Regions from separate parts of the Homo sapiens genome. Here region 2 is linked to region 1. The links are chromatin loops, found by intact Hi-C in ENCODE. Cell type or tissue: OCI-LY7. All regions are shown on one strand. Each heading gives the region's core, and the rest is flanking DNA. Links, peaks and the distances in the headings are about the cores only. Region 1 has its middle 66 kb from the start of LINC02993. Region 2 overlaps QTMAN (queuosine-tRNA mannosyltransferase).

What was found. Hi-C counts contacts between places; a loop is a spot of excess contacts. Peaks named below come from ENCODE experiments on the same cell type or tissue, not always from the same donor. Only the 100,000 strongest peaks of a DNase experiment are listed, where the experiment ranks them.
Region 2: it touches region 1 in a loop (2.1-fold over the local background); 1 of 110 quality-filtered maps calls a loop at or near these places.

What each region holds. Positions count from the first base shown.
Region 1 is chr2:144,587,864-144,592,267 of GRCh38, reverse strand. No RefSeq gene overlaps it. Among named protein-coding and RNA genes, the nearest start is that of LINC02993, 66 kb to the right of the region's middle. In OCI-LY7, for the core only: CTCF peaks have their summits at 2,456 and 2,658; no DNase peak of the experiment used is centred there.
Region 2 is chr2:144,246,580-144,250,983 of GRCh38, reverse strand. All of the region lies in intron 1 of QTMAN (queuosine-tRNA mannosyltransferase), which reads left to right. Among named protein-coding and RNA genes, the nearest start is that of QTMAN, 84 kb to the left of the region's middle. In OCI-LY7, for the core only: a CTCF peak has its summit at 2,568; a DNase peak (open chromatin) is centred at 2,443; H3K27ac peaks cover 578 bases.

The sequences.
Region 1 (4,404 bases), core at 337-4,336:
ATTTGCCAGGAAGGTATTCCTTTTACAAAGTAAAAATAAATAGCTCCTACAACTTCTTCCTTGTCTTGAAATCACCATTTCTACTAGAAAATAAACTTGTAAACTCCATCTGTTAAGATACTCGAGAACTCTACTTATAAAACATACCAAAATTTGTTGAAGGAGCAATACTGGCTAGGAAAGGAACTGGAAACAAGGTCATTTCCCTTTCAAATTTAAAAGTCACCATGAAATACCGTAGGAAAATCAAACACATCCAGAGTGATTGCACATGTCACAAACTCAACTCATCTGACCTCCCCAGCACTTGTACGCTAGTGTTACTGTCACTGAATTGTCTGGATTCCAAAGAGCATATTGGCTGAGCTCTCACCCACCCTGCGGATTCACTAAGACCATTTTTTTCCTTTAAACCTCAGGCTTGTTTTCCCCCTGCAACACAAAAGGCTTTTAGTCCACCTACCCACCATCAATAAGCTGGTATGCAAGAAGAAAGCAACTTAGTTGACTATTGAAACAGAGTGTAGAAAAACATAGCCAATTTATTCTACAATCTCTGTCATGTATTAGATAAAATGCAAGCTTCTACCCATTCCTCAAGCCATCCTCACCCTCATTCTTTTCATTCATCTTCATCCATTTAACAGGTATTTATTGAGCACCAACTATGTTCAAAGCACTTTGCTGATCACTGAGTTTGTAGCACTGGATAAGATAAAGCAAGTCCTGAATTTCTAGGCCGAATGTCTAGAGCTGAAATTCTCCCAGAGAGAGATAGCAAGATAACAAATAATATTGTTTTAAAATAATTTCAAAAAAGTACAAGAACTATAAAGGAAATATAATTGGATAGAGGAGTAAAGATTGATTTGAAAAATAAATATAAAGACAGTGACCTGCTTCTTCACAAATGAGAGGAGAAAATACTCATGGGCACAACGCTTTAGGCTGCTAGTCCAGGGAAGGGCTCTCTAAAGCTGGGATATTTCAGCTGATTTTTTATTGGAAGAGAGGGACCAAAAAAAATTAGTAAAAATGCTCTTAGGTGACAATGAGCTTGGTGAGTCCACGGAAAAGAAAGGAGGCGGGAAGGCTGATGCATAATGAAAATGCCAAATGAGGTTAGGCTGGGAATTTGAGGGACTTGCAGGTTGGAATTTATTCCAAATGCAATGGGCAGCCTTTGGGGGAATATTAAGCAACTTGATCTGACTGAGGCTTTCAAATAGCAAAGTGTCTGCTTGCTGGGGATCTAATGAAGAATTGAAGCAGGGAAGATTCAGGCTATCTTTTAGAATGAGATGGAAAAAGGGATAAAAAAAAACCGTCATGTTTTTGAGCTGGACATTGAGAGGATGGTGGGCCATTAGCTGAGATGGAGATGACTAGGAGGAATAGAAGCCTCCTGGGATTAGAAATTCACTTATTCCACCTAATCCCTCAGAAGTCCTTGAACTCATGAAAAATGGCCTTTTTTCAGCGCTCCTCAATTTTCTTATGTTCTTGTCTCCTGTGTAAATCACAGTGTTCTGGGTTGCTTGCGTGCTTTTCAATTCCATTCCCATAAACTTCAAACCCTAGCTCAAAATCCAGTTTATTTTTTTATTTTATTTTTTTTTTTTGAGACGGAGTCTCACTCTGTCGCCCAGGCTGGACTGCAGTGGCACTATCTCGGCTTACTGCAAGCTCCGCCTCCCGGGTTCACGCCATTCTTCTGCCTCAGCCTCCTGAGCAGCTGGGACTATAGGCGCCCGCCACCAGGCCCGGCTAATTTTTTGTATTTTTAGTACAGACGGGGTTTCACTGTGTTAGCCAGGACGGTCTCGATTTCCTGAGCTCGTGATCCGCCCGCCTCGGCCTCCCAAAGTGCTGGGATTCCAGGCTTGAGCCACCGCGCCCGGCAAAATCCAGTTTATCTAAGAAGTCTGTCAATTGAAACTCTCTGCATAGTGATTGTTCTCGTTAATATCCATCTTTCAGGTTTTTTTTTATTACACATCTTTTACTCTATTTTATATTCTGCTTCTACTGAATTTAGACCAAATTCCTGCACCTCCCTCCCTTTTTCAGCCCTAACTGCCCCACCTCCCAACTGCACCCCTTGCATATATCCGGTGCCCCACTGAGGTCTGTTTACCCAGTCCTGAGCTCGGCCCCTGCACAACCAAACTGGCATTCTCTCCCAATAGCTCTACCTGCCACAAGTTCCTGTCAATCCTTTAAGACCCAGAATGAAACGTCCCCTTCTCAAGAAACCATTTATGGCCGGGCATGGTGGCTCAGGCCTGTAATCCTAGCACTTTTGGAGGTCGAGGTGGGCAGATCTCCTGAGGTCAGGAGTTCGAACCAGCCTGGTCAACATGGTGAAACCCCATCTCTACTAAAAATACAAAAAATTAGCCGGGCATGGTGGCGGGCGCCTGTAATTTCAGCTACTCAGGAGGCAGAGGCAAGAGAATCGCTTGAACCCGGGAGTCGGAGGTTGCAGTGAACCGAGATCGCGCCAGTGTACTCTAGCCTGGGCAACAAGAGCAAAACTCTGTCTAAAAAAAAAAAAAAAGAAGAAGAAGAAGAAAAGAAAAAGAAAAGAAACCATTTTTGACCGCTCCCCAATCAAACATGATTTCTCCTTCCCCACCCCCTAGGAGGCAGTGGAGTATAATGGTTGGCATCTTCAGCTGTACGGTCATACTGCCCCCATTCACATGCCCGCCACTGCCATGTGCTAGCTGTGTGCCCTCCAGCAACTTACTACAACTTATCGCTCCTGGTTGCTTCATCTGGGAAGGCCAGGTTGAAACAAGGCAGAGGAAGTAAGAGTACCTGCCTTATGAAGTCATTGTGCAAATTACGGGAGGCAACACACCTAAAATAGACCATATATCACCTGGCCCGTAAGAAGGACTCTTCAACGTTAGATGTTTTTGTCATTTTCATTTCAGCATTCTTTGGCTGTCTTGTGAAAAATAAAGTTCTTCATTCTATTGTGGTTGTCTTAAACCCATTACATTAACAGCTCTCGGAGGGCATCATGGTGCCTTCTTCATCTCTGTATTTGGTAGATATTTTGTAAATATTTATTGATGAATAAATGTCAAATCTAAAACAGCTAATTTTAAAGAGTTTTATTTCTTTTACACAAATATGTTGGTTTTCCTCAAAGTAGAAATACTATCTTTTTGTTTCTTGTTTTAAAATTCCATATTGCCCAATATGCATCTATGTAGTGTGTGTAGTGTGTGTATACCGTACATAGACACTGTGTATATGTAGTATATACTACATAGTGTATACTACATAGATACTGTGTATACTACATATACTACATACTACGGATACCCAGTATCTTTAGTATACACAGCATCTATGTAGTATATACTGTATACTATAGGGTGTATATTTTTAATTTTCTGAATTGAGTAACTCTTGAGCAATCAATACAAGCAATGCACATATCATGCTAAATTGACCAATGAAACTGCTTTTAAAGAGGGAAACTATCTCTTCATTTATCCTAAACATAAGGAATTGCAACAATAGGGCATCATTCCAGCTCACAAGAATCTTCAGGCCTCTGAAACCCAGAGTTAGGCAGGAGGTTCTTGTTAGTGACATGTGCTCTCTCATCAACATCAATTAACATTTATTGGAAAAAGCGTGGATGCGGCACACTATGCCGTGTGTTTTGCACACATTTTTTAAATATGAAGACACTATCCCTGCTTTCTTACATGTGGAGAAAAACAGAGTTCACGACCACAATAAATAATAAAAAACATACGTGTTTCTATAGGTTTATGAATAATATTGTATCTCATCATGTAAGAAATGAAACCTTCAATGAGCAGGTAGATCTTGACTGGCTTTGAGATATGACACGGACAGAACCTAGTGGAGAAATAAAGAAAAAGACTGTAGATTTGAAACTAAATCAAAGTTGATTGTAGCTTGCGTTTTGTTTTTAATTAAACGCAACACGCTAAAATAGGGAAAAAAACCAGATTAAAAGATAAACTTGGATTTTCTACATCTTTTTTTCACAAAGTATCACTTAAGCTCAAAAGGTTTTGTTATCATTTCCATTAAATATAATTTTGTTATACTCTTCGTTTCTAGGTTATCCCACACCCAAATAATTATAGATGTAAATCATACAACTCTGCCTAAAGGATATCATTTTTCTCTAGTGATGAACTGGTATCAAAACTCCAGAATAATTTGATGTAATATAATCTTTTGTCGCTCTCCTTTGTTCACTTGGGCTTTTTCTCTCTGTTTTTGCCCTTCTGACCTTCATTTCTTCCCTTCCTTCTTCTTCTCCTGAGTTGTCCAGCATTTGTGAATAATTTGGTCAACTCCTATAGCTGAGAGTCCACATCCTCAGGCCGTAGTCAGCAGCTATAT
Region 2 (4,404 bases), core at 228-4,227, 340 kb after region 1:
TTTACATTTTTAAAACTTAAATGACAGTTTAAAAAGTTTCTTTTAATCTTCTAAAATAATATTGTTTGGAACTTGCTGCTTTTTTTTACTAAGAAAGAAAAGATAACTACTTTTCTGAAGTGTTGCGTGGTGTAAGTCAGTGTCTAATAAGCACATTTGTGAAATGAATTGAGCTAGATATTGGGGAATGCTAATAAATACATGGCACAGGTTTTTTTTTTTTTTTTTTTTTCGGCCTTAAAGAGCAATTCAGGAAAATTAACCAGTAATATAAAGTAATGTGTAGTAAGCATAGTGTGGATGGCAGTGTGTTGATCTCACTAAGAGGTTAGTATGTCTGGTAAGTGTAAAGTAATACTTTCACACAGCTGGTTTTTACTCATGGTATGTTTAACCTTGTGTCAGAAACGTAACAAATTTACATAAAAGTTTTTAGGAAATTATAATGATTATCAGATATAATCAACTGTTATGATATATTTTTATATCAATTTTATCCAGGTCTAAATTACTTAAACTACCCATTTTAAATGGCAGTGTGGGCTAGGCATGGTGGCTCGTGCTTGTAATCTCAGCACTTTGGGAGGCTGAGGTGGGCAGGCACATGAGTTCAGGAGTGCAAGACCAGCCTGGTCAACATGGTAAAACCCTGTCTCTACTAAAAATACAAAAATTAGCTGGGCATGATGGTGCATGCCTGTAAACCCAGCTACTTGGGAGGCTGAGGCAGGAGAATCGCTGGAACCTGGGAGGTGGAGGCTGCGGTGAGCCAAGATACCAATATGGCTCCATTCCACTCCAGCCTGGGCGACAGAGCGAGACTCCATCTCACAAAAACAAAAACAAACAAAAAAAAAAAACACAAAAACCACGGCAGTGTGATAAGTTTTGATAAAAGAATACAGCTTTACAACCACCACCACATTTATGATTTGTTTATTGCTGTCACCCCAGAGAGATCTCTTGTGTCCTCTTGAAATCAGTCTCCCATCTCTGTTCCCAGACAATTGCTGATCTGCTTTCTATATTTTAGATTGGTTTACATTTTCTAGAATTCTTAAGAATGTATTTTGCTTACTGTAGAGGATATATTTTTCGAAAATTGATGGTAAAGTGAATTTTTGTAAAATAAACCTTATGTTTTATTATCTTAAAATTTCTAAGATGCTCATATAAAGTTCAGTTGGTATTATCCCTGACATTTTTGGTTTTGAGTTTTCTGCGTTGTCCACTCTCTGTAATAATTTAAATCTGGATTACATATAACAATATGTAAAACCAACTGATGGCACATTATATTGTAAAGCAAGGTATCCTTTTGCAGTTACCTCCCTCCTTGTTTATTTTTAATGTTGATTAACAATTTGAAGAATAAAAGTGTACAGATCCTATTGTATTCATAGACTTTAATTCAGTCCTTTTTCCATATAATTGTCACTCAGTAGACAGTGTAACCTCAATCTGTAAAAGGCCATTTGCCTTGTCCTTATGCCCTCCTGCTCAGACCTCTGGGGATGGGAAAGTGAGGGTGGATAAATAGCTCTTTACTTCATAACATTCTGTTCTCTGTGACTCCTCTTACACATGCATGGTCTATTCTGAAAGCGTGCTGAAAAGTAGCTGTTGATCTCATGGATAAAACAGCCCCACTAGGATGGGATAGTAGAATCTTTTTATGATTTTTAAAATAAAATGTACTGATTGTTCATACCTTCATACAGAAAAGAGTTAATCCTTTGCATACAAAAATGAGCGTTTTCTGGTTTTGCCCAGAAAAGTTCTGTTTCTAGAATTTGTGCTGCGTCATTTATTAATCATTTTGAAACTAGATCTAAATAAAAACCAAACATTATGAAAGTCATGTTTGCTCCACTAAACATTTAAATTTCGACTTCATTTGGAAATCCTACACTCACATAAAGAGAAATAATCCTAATCCAAATTTATCTATAGTCAAACTGTGGGTAAGTAATGTTCTAAAAACTGAATTCTTAAGTAAATGTCATTTTGGGGTGATAAACATGGATCTGTTAAGAAATCCTGAAGGTCTACATTTGAACACTGCCCCACTGAAGGCTTCAGACAAAGGACAAAATGTTTCAGGAGTCAGTTTGAGAGACAGTATATGTGAGATGAGACTGAAGAACAATCAGAGCGACCAACCTGAGATCTTATATTTTATATGACTATTATCCCTCTCAAAACTAATCAGTCAATACTCTGTTTTTTTTTTTTAAGTTAAAAAAAGACTTTACTCAGATTGTTTTTGGAATTTCCTCATTTTAGGGGATTGTCTTCAGAAGCACAGACATATCCCATTCAGCCTACACTGAATGGTGGGTTAGACACTGTCCTGTCTTCAGCAGGGTAAGTCAGATGCAAGAACAGACATAAACAGTTACCTGCGATACAAAGCAGGTTGTGCAGCTGTGCTGATAGTGGCATGTGTAAACTGCATTGGGAGGGAGGAGTTAATTCTAGCTTGGCCATCATTAGGTGACGCTATTTAAATAGCGCCATGAGTGATGAGTTGCATTACAATTTTAATTTATTTTCTTTGTGTTTCTGAAGCTGCATTTACTTTAGAAAATTCAGCAAACCAGAAAAGCACAGAGAGAAAAAAATTCTAAAATTACCATTCATATTTTCATGTATATTTCATTGTTTTGTTCTTAGCTGTTTTTGACCTGTCATTTTTTTATTTTATAATATGAACATTTCTCCATGTCCACTAAATATTTTTCTACAGCATCATTTAAAATGACTACATAGTCTTTTTAACTATCACAGATAAAATGTAATTTATTTAACTAGTCACCTATTGCTGACCGTTTAGATTGTTTCTGTGTTTTACTATTACGTAAAACACTGTCAGAAACATCTTCATGAACATGACTGTTTCTTTTAAATTAAAACTTATTTTGCCAAAGTAATACATTCACCTAGTTTAACATTTGAATAGTTGTTAAAGGCCTATTAGAAAATACAGTGGTGGCTGGGCTCAGTGGTGCACATCTGTAATCCTGTTACTTTGGGAGGCCAAGGCCGGTGGATCATTTGAGCCTAAGAGTGCGAGACCAGCCTGGGCAGTATGGTGAAACCCCATCTCTACCAAGAAACAAAAACAAAAAACAAAAAATTAGTCAGGTGTGGTGGCGTGTGCCTGTAGTCCCAACTACTTAGGGTGGGGGCTGAGGTGGGAGAATCTCCTGAGCCCGGGAAGTCAAGGCTGCAGTGAACTGAAATTGTGCCACTGCTCTCCAGCCTGGGATATGAAAATGAGACCCTGTCAAAAAAAAGAAAGGAAAATACTGTGGTCCTTTCTCTAGAGGCAGCCTTTTATCTGTTTCCTCTAGTCATTATATATCTCCACATTGCTAAATTACATATATACACATTGCTATCTTTTGAGTTAATTTATTTTAGACATTGTTGACTTTATGTTATGGTCTTTGAAGATTTTTCACTATTACACAGCCATCTCTTTCCCTCACATTCCCAGTATAGTTAGATTCCAATTTTTGGCTTAGTGTTGCATTATTATATTATGTAGCTATTATTCATAGATGAGCATATTGTAATTAATTCTGATGAAAAGTTTGCTTCTGACTTTTCGTATTTCATGAAATTAATAATGCCTTGTTTTTTCATTTGCTTTGCTTTTTGTCCCTCTTAATAATTCTTCCTATACCTTCTATGAACTACTTATAATTTTCCATAAAGGGAATTGCATCAGATAATACATTTCAATTTTTTTCTTGAAGACATTCTTCCAGCACACTTCCATTCTCCTCCCATTACATTCTCTAGACCTGCCTCTTCTGGGATTTTTCCTTGCTCTTAACCTAGGAACTTCCTTTGCCTTTTCTTGGATCTCATAGTGTTTTCCTTCTTGTCTTACTCTTACATTTTTGTTTATGTTTCCTGTAGTATTCCTGAGAAAGGTTTTGTGACAGAAAAAATATCTTTATTCAGTTTTCTCACTTGATTGATAATTTGCTTGAATAATTAAATTCTAAGTTGGAAGTAACTTTCCTATAGGTTTTTGGAAGGAAATGCTTATGTTCCATTGTCTTCCAGCTTGCTCTTGCAAAGTCCAAGCATTTTTGATTCCTTTAACTGTAGAAGAAAACTGAGTAGAAGAATGTCTGGGTATAAGGATGTCATATTTTAAAAACTGTAAAGATGAGGAGGATGAAGAGGAGATTCAAGGCAGAGGGACTCGAAAAGCCAGGTGACAGCAGGTTGTCCACTGTGGTAAGAGAATGAAGGCATCTATGTCCATGTGAGGAGAGTGTGGGATATAGTTGGAACACAGTAAATTGAGACTCTATATTGGAGACCCATATATGGAGCTTTAAATTTGTTTTCTTTTCTTTTCTTTTTTTTTTTTTTTTTTTTTTT